Regions from separate parts of the Homo sapiens genome. Here regions 2 and 3 are each linked to region 1. Evidence: chromatin loops called from intact Hi-C (ENCODE). Cell type or tissue: CD4-positive, alpha-beta T cell. All regions are shown on one strand. Region 1 overlaps SPON1 (spondin 1). Region 2 overlaps SPON1 (spondin 1). Region 3 has its middle 6.9 kb from the start of SPON1.

Region 1 (2,500 bases):
GCCTGGGATACTTCCCACTAAGCCTGCCCCTTCCCCTCCACAGAGGTCCTGGAGGCACAGAGTGGAAAACACTCTGAAAAGCACTGTTGGAGATGATGGGATGATCTGACTAACAAAAGGCTTTGTTATTTGGCTTTGGGGTGAAGACTGTTATTCTCTTGGCCTGAGGAAACTTTCTTTTGCTTCATAGTCAAAAGAATGATCAAAGTAGCTTTGCGTAGACAGGAAGCATATTTCATTCATTTATTTCAACATCTTGTCTCTCTTGGGTAAGGAATGACTGTAAAAGACATCTGTAGGATGGTCAGAATTGTATTATTTTGTGCAAGACTAGATGTAGAGTAGATATTTCTTTGGAAAGTCATCCTGGCCTAGGCCCAGACCATCAGGAAGATTGCCTCTGTACTCTGTGGATCCATGCACACATGGCCCCATTCCTGGGTCTGGGATCATGTGACACATGCAGATCATGTGACTCTAATACTCCTTCAGTGTGGTCAGCTATAATACAGTCAAGGAATCCCTATATCTGTTAAACAGGGTGAATGGAAGTGAAAATTACCGTTTGACTGAGTAGCATTGCTGAAGAAAATCAGTAGAAGTGGTCCAAGATCCTTTCGCATTGTCTCAGTTCTAAATGTTGTAAACTTTCAAATTACTGAAACTCTGGGTTTCAGTATCCAACCCCTTCAAGGCCAGCTGAAAATCAACAACAGAGTGGGTTAAAATAAAAGAAGCATGTCTGTGCAATCCCAAATTAAAGCGAAAATATGTGCTGGCCAAAAGTAAGTCATTTTTCAGCCTCAAAATATTTTTTCCAAATTCTAAGATCCTGCATTTGACATGTTTAAGAGGGAGATATAACAGCTGAAGTTGTCTTTGTTCAGAATGTAGGAGACAGTTTTGTCTAGACTTTCAGGAAAGATATAGAATGACATTTTCAGAACAAATCAAAATATATTTTTAAATTCCTTTTTCCCCTTCACAAAGAGGATCTGACATGCTTCTGTGATTTGAATTTGGCTGATCTATAAATGGCCTCAATAGTTTAACATGAAAAGTAGAGTAAAATAAACCATTGAGAAAAGTTATTAAAATACTGTTAGTTCACTTTCTTACCTTCACAATAACCTTACCACCAAAAACAATTTAGTAACTAATATTGAGTGGAGTGGTTTCTAGGTATGTGTTAATCTCTTGACATACATTTTCTGACTTAGTTCTCACCACAACCCCATAAAGCAGGTATTGCTGTTATGTTAATTTTCTCATGAAGACAGAGAGAGTTGGGGTGACTCACTCAAAGCCACAAAGCCAAGCAGGGACTATGTCTGACTGATCTCCCAAACCTGCCTTCCTGCCCTCCTCACCACTGTGCTTGGGTCTTCTTTCTTCACAGGGCCAGCATCGTACAAAAACGCATTATTTATTTTCAAGATGAGGGCTCTCTGACCAAGAAACTTTGTGAACAAGGTAAGACCCTGTGGGTGGGGAGGGGGAGGGGCAGAGACATGGAAGGCAGCTCCTCCTGCACGATCCTCCTGCTGCAAGAATTAAGGCCCCTGGGCTTCGTGAGTTCCTCTGGGTTCTGCTTCCTCACGTAGCTCCGATTTTTAATCTGGCTGTGTGCTGTGGGTAATTGGATCCGCCTTAAGCTCTAATTACTCAGCTTGATTCCCTGGGTAGAAGATAATGTACCTTATATTGGTGTCGTCTTCTTATTTTTGTGAAACAGTGATTATTCTGAAGAGGTTCCTTGGAATAATTCACAGGACTTAATTAAGGAATGCACAATTGTGTACCTTTAAAAAGTCTGTAATGGTTCTTTGGAAAAAAATCACCAGCAAGATCTTGTGTGGCACCCAGACAATATGGGAGGATTTTCTCCAGAGAAGCCCAGCAGGGGATGGGGATGCCAAGGGGGTGTTGACCTTGTGATATCACCACATTCAAGGATCTAGTCCTTAGATTTGCAAACTTATCAACCTTCTCTCCTTAGGTTGAAGGTATTGTAACAAAGCTCATGGAGGCTAACTAGACTCGGGGGATAAAGCAGAGACCTGAGTTTAGATCAGGCCCAGGTTCGGATCTGCCTCTGCCCCTTCTAGCCATGTGACTTAAATAGATAAAATAGTACAGTACCTCCTTGACACATAGTAAATGCTGTCTATAGAATAGATAGCTCTTGTTATCTATATCTGAAAGCTTATTCATTAATCTACTGCAAAAAAAATTGACCTTAAACATCGGAATGTTTTTAAAAGTTATTGGATAACTAAATAAAAATAAAAAATGCTCTATATTTATACAGCATAACAATCTCATTTCTATTTAATTTTGCAGAATTTTTATTTGCATTTAGAGCAATTAGTGTTTGGAGAAGAAATAATCCTCTCCAACTATAGCAAAGTATAAGCTACTAAGAAAAAGAAAGGTTGATAAAGGTCTTCGGGGAAAACAATAATAATAGGTAATATGTTTGGGGTGCTTTGCTACGTGC
Region 2 (2,500 bases), 74 kb after region 1:
AAGGGCTAATTTTTTTTTGATATATAAAGAGCTTCTTATGGTCAGTTTTTAAAAGACCAACAAACCAATAGATCAAAACACATGGACAGGTCTCAGAAAAGGAAAATGAGATGGCTTTTAGATATTATAAATGATGTTCAACTTCATTTACAATCATAGAAATACAAATTAGTTTCACAGAGCTACAATTTTTGATCTGTTAGACTTTTGACAACTATATTGTCAGAGGTGTAGGGAAACACCTTTCTACACTGGAGAGCGCTTTCTTCTGACTCAGCAGTTCAGTCAGAAATTTATATACACAGATATACTCACATTTAGGCACATTCTATTTATTGGACATTGTAACACAAGAGTGGAATAAATTAAATATCCATGAATAGGGGACCAGTTAAATAAATATGAGATTTTGATATTAAACATTTCCAAGACAAATTGTTTCATTAAAAAAGAAAATGCAGCAGGGTACTCATGATTGGTCCCATTTGTGCTATCTTTCTAAAGATGTGTACTTACGTCTCTTGAAGGGTATATAAGAATATTAATAGTGGTTGCCTCTGGGGTGGAGAGTTAAGAGATTGCGGAAAACGAAGAGAGGGACCTTTCACTGTATTCCCTTTGGTGCCTTTGGAATGTGGTACCATGTTTTTGTGCTATCTATTCAAAAAGTAATTATTTTATAGTTGAAATAAAAAAAAATAAGCCAACCAACCAACAAACACCCAAGCTTAGGAACATTTAAACGATGCTGTATCTGAAAGCACATTGTGGGGTCTTGGTAGATCGTTCTCCTCCTGGTGACCAAGAGAGCTACAGTCCACCTGTTATTTTAGGTGAGAAAACTGAGGCTCAGAAAATATACTTCACATGTCCAAATGCTAGTGGCAACACAGGACTTTTGACTTCCCTCCTGGTACTTTTTTCTGTCTCTGCTAAAAGAGAAGAGACATAGGCAGCCCTGAAAACGTCACTCTGGTGTATGTACTCCTCCAGTGTACTGAAACATTTACTTTTCACCAGATTGTGTCTCTGAGACAGTTTAGAGCTGGACTTTTCAATGAATACTTGCCATCTAGTGGTAAAAAAAGATGTGTGCACCTAACATAGACTGCATTCATTCATTCATTCATGCATCAAACACCATACAGTCATGCACTGCATAACATTTCAGTCAACGACAGACTGCATCCATGACAGTGGTCCCTTAAGATTATAATGGAGCTAAAAATTCCCATTGCCTAGTATTCACTATACTGTAATTTCTATCATTATTTTAGAGGGTACTCCTACTTATTTTTTTTAAGTTAGCTATAAAACAGCCTCAGGCAAGTCCTTCACAGGTATTCCAAAGGAAGGCATTGTTATCCTAGAAGCTGAAAGTGATGAGTTACTGCCCCCGAGGACCTTCCAGTGGGACAAGGTGTGGAAGTAGAAGTCAATGATGTTGATGATCCTGACCCTGTAAAGGCTTAAGCACATTTTTTAAAATGTGTGTGTTTACATCTTAGCTTTTAACAAAAAAGTTTAAAAAGTTAAAAAAAGAATTAAAAAGGCCTGTAGAATAAGGATATAAAGAATGAAAACATTCTTGTACAACATGCACTGTGTTGTTGTTTTAAGCTAAGTATTATTACAGTCGTTAAAAAGGTAAAAAAAAGTGTATAAAGTAAAAAGTTAGAATAAGCTAAGGTTAATTTATTATTGAAGAAAAGTGTTTTTATAAATTTAGTGTAGCCTAAGTGTACAGTGTTTATTAAGTCTACAGTAGTGTGCAGTAATGTCCTAGGCCTTCACATTCACTCACCACTCACTGACTGACACAGAGTAACTTCCAGTCCTGCAAGCTCCATACAGGTGTACCATTTGTTATCTTTTATACCTTATTTTAATGGTACCTTGATATGTTTAAATATACAAATACTTACCATTGCATTACAATTGCCTATGGTATTCAGTACAGCCACATGCTGTACAGGTTTATAGCCTAAAAACAATAGGCTATACCATATAGCCTAGGTGTGTAGTAGGCTAGACCCTCCAAGTTTGTGTAAGTACCCTCTATGATGTTTGCACAATGAAGAAATTGCCTAATGACACATTTCTCAGAGCATATCCCCGTTGTTAAGTGAGGCATGACTGGGAAATCACTTGTCCTTAAGGCACTCCTAGTCTCTTGGGAAAGACTGACAGAAAAACAGGTGATTACACCAGTATGATGAAGAGACAACTGCACTCCCATGTTTATTGCGGCATTATTCACAATAGCCAAGATATGGAATCAACATAAGTGTCCATCAACAAATCAATGAATAAAGAAAAATTGGTGTATATACACAATAGAATACTATCTAGCCATAAAAAAGAATGAAATGCCATCATTTGAGGCAATGTAGATGAGCTTGGTTGACATTTTGTTAAGTGATAATAAGCCAGGCATGGAAAGATAAATATCACATGCTCTCACTCATATGTGGGAGCTGAAAAAGTTGATCTCATAATA
Region 3 (2,500 bases), 120 kb before region 1:
AAATATGCTTTCTGGTCATTTCTGTCTTCTTCCCTATTTCCAGTTCTGTTTGCTTTGTCTCCTTCCCTCCCTTCTGTCTCTTTCTCTTCTTGTCAGGCAGAAAGGATGTAGGTCTATTTTCTCCTCTACTCTCCGCCCTCAGTGCCTTCCTCCAGTTCCAGCTTTATGCATGAGCAAAGGAGCGATCAGCCAACAAGCTTGGGAAGCTCTCCAGAACCATGAGTACCTTCTAGGTTACAGAGGCTAGAGTCCTACATCTTTTGTTTACCCTGGGATGCCATTGTAAACATCCTCCTGTGTCACCTTGTGAACCAGGTAGGGAACTCAAGATTACTATTTTCCCATTAGCATGCTAGCAAAATTACATCTATCAAATCGGTCTATTGGTTTGGAAATCAGAGCACAAAGCTGAGAAGTAACATAAGACAGCTAAGCTTTGAGAGTATCTTAAAGGGAGTGTTGGGGCACAATACCAACTCCCAGGTCTCTGTCTCCAGTGCTCACTCCCTTCTGAGATAGAAACCTATTGTCTTTGACAGTCCACTGTACATCCCCCTCTGAAAGACCCCTTAAATGTCAAGTGTCCACAATGGAATATATATCATCTCACACATTCCTCATTCCCACATGTCCCGTGGGTTCTCTTCTTGAATTTGTTGTCTTGGAAAAATATACCACTGAGGTGGTAGATATACAACCCAGTGGCCCTTATGAGAACTCTCAGAGCCACTCCCGTCTCCCTTCCTGCATATCACCAGGCGTTCCATCCTCTTTAGTCTGCTTCCTGAACAGCCCTCCAATTCATCCCTTCCTCCTAGCCTTAGCTCGCAGCTCTCCTCTGGACTGTTGTTAAAGCCTCTTAACATGTGTCACCCCCCCTACACTCTCACTGGACAATCCATCTTCATACAATGCCACTGAAAAGGTCACTCTGCTACCCGAAGGACACACTCTGCCTTCTCTCATCTCTAAGCTTTTGCATTAGCTCTCCTCCCCTCCTATATTCTCCATCCCCGTGTCCAGTTGACAAGTTCTGATCTGTCTTTCGAGAAGGTGTTGAGTACCTTTTCAAGTGTTACTTTACCTGGGCAGAATTAGTTACTCCCTTCTCTGTGCCCCCTTTAATACTTAGTACACATAATTCTTTGTTTTACAAATATCTGCTTTATCCATCTCTGCGGCTTCTTGAAGGCAGGAATTATGTCTTGTTTTTCTTTGGATTACCTCCTCCAATACATGTTTGCTGAATGAATGAAAGGCTTAAATTTCACAAAAATTCACTAAACACCTGCTTTATGCAGACATATTATTCTAAAATAGTGTAAAACTCAATGAGTCTATTCTCAAAGAGCAAACAATCTAGTCTAAAATGGGCCCAAACATTCCAGTTTAAAATAGGTTCAAGGAGTGCCGGGGTGCTTAGGAGTTTTTACTTAATACTGCTGCATGTTCAGTTCACTGTCACCAGGTGGCAGTAGTGTGCCATGGTCATGTGGTCCAAGCCATGAAGTTCCCAGAACTTCAAAAAAGTGGTTCTGCTTGGGTCGGGTTGCTAGATTAATAGCAAGAGAACCACAAGGGGAATGTAGACTGCGTCTGGGTTCTATGTGTGGCTGGACTTGCAAGGGTTTGCTCTTGGGAGCTGCCCACAGCTGCACCTGGCATGCTGTGCTGCATTTAGACACAGTGCTCTCTTTAATCCGTAAACCTAAAAGCAAGGAGACTTAGAGATCTCCAGGTTGGGAGCAGATCTATACCTTGGAAGACCTCCTGCTGTGCAATTCTTTTTAACTGCTCTCAGTGGTGAGCTTCTATTCCGCTGTTTTTAATTCAGACAACGTCTATGGCAATTAGGAGGTCTTAGGTGATCTCTGTTAGAACACTTTCCGTAAAGAGATATGAGCTGATTCCAAGCTACACCACATGAAAAAAAAAATGAGTGAAAACTGAGGAAACAGAGTTACAACAGAGGACACAGAGAGTGAGACAAGGTCAGTAAAAAGTCCAGTCTCTTGACTAGCACTACCTGAATCCCTAGTCCAATTCCCCGCCCAGGATGGGGAAGACTTAGCTAGAGCCGCAGGCCAAGGACATGGACAGAAACAGAAACAGAAATACAAGAGGGAGAGAGGATAAGAGCTAGATCAGTGTTTGGCAGAAGTCAGGAAATGAGGACAAGAATGCAAGTAGGGGATTAGCCTTGAAAAAATTGAAGAGTTAAACCCTTCTGCATTTGAGGCAAGAAGTGAACTTGGATTTTGCCAGAGTTTGGTTTGTGGAAGGAGATATGGAGATTTGAAGAAGTTCATGCCTAATGTCCCCCATGTGAGGGATAAAATAAGAGGGCAAGTAACCACCCCTCTCCATACCAAAGAGTGAGAATTAAAGAGTGATGAAGCAGGCTTGAAAAGATGGTAAGGACTAGATGAATAGGAAAAGAAACTGATTAGGAATAAATTTAAGAACTATACTTAAAGGTAGAATTCATGCATTTGTAGTA

Evidence for each region. Peaks named below come from ENCODE experiments on the same cell type or tissue, not always from the same donor. Only the 100,000 strongest peaks of a DNase experiment are listed, where the experiment ranks them.
Region 2: a loop joins it to region 1, with 3 times the contacts of the local background. A loop is called at or near these places in 4 of 110 quality-filtered maps.
Region 3: it touches region 1 in a loop (3-fold over the local background); 8 of 110 quality-filtered maps call a loop at or near these places.

What each region holds. Positions count from the first base shown.
Region 1 is chr11:14,073,946-14,076,445 of GRCh38, forward strand. It overlaps SPON1 (spondin 1), which reads left to right. Exons shown (of 16, transcript NM_006108.4): 4 at 1,400-1,473. Among named protein-coding and RNA genes, the nearest start is that of SPON1, 110 kb to the left of the region's middle. In CD4-positive, alpha-beta T cell, no CTCF peak of the experiment used is centred here; a DNase peak (open chromatin) is centred at 1,316; H3K4me3 peaks cover 1,084 bases; H3K27ac peaks cover 985 bases.
Region 2 is chr11:14,147,785-14,150,284 of GRCh38, forward strand. The region is part of intron 6 of SPON1 (spondin 1); the gene reads left to right. Among named protein-coding and RNA genes, the nearest start is that of SPON1, 190 kb to the left of the region's middle. In CD4-positive, alpha-beta T cell, CTCF peaks have their summits at 1,100 (motif pointing left) and 1,300; a DNase peak (open chromatin) is centred at 1,057.
Region 3 is chr11:13,954,598-13,957,097 of GRCh38, forward strand. No RefSeq gene overlaps it. Among named protein-coding and RNA genes, the nearest start is that of SPON1, 6.9 kb to the right of the region's middle. In CD4-positive, alpha-beta T cell, a CTCF peak has its summit at 1,506 (motif pointing right); a DNase peak (open chromatin) is centred at 1,474.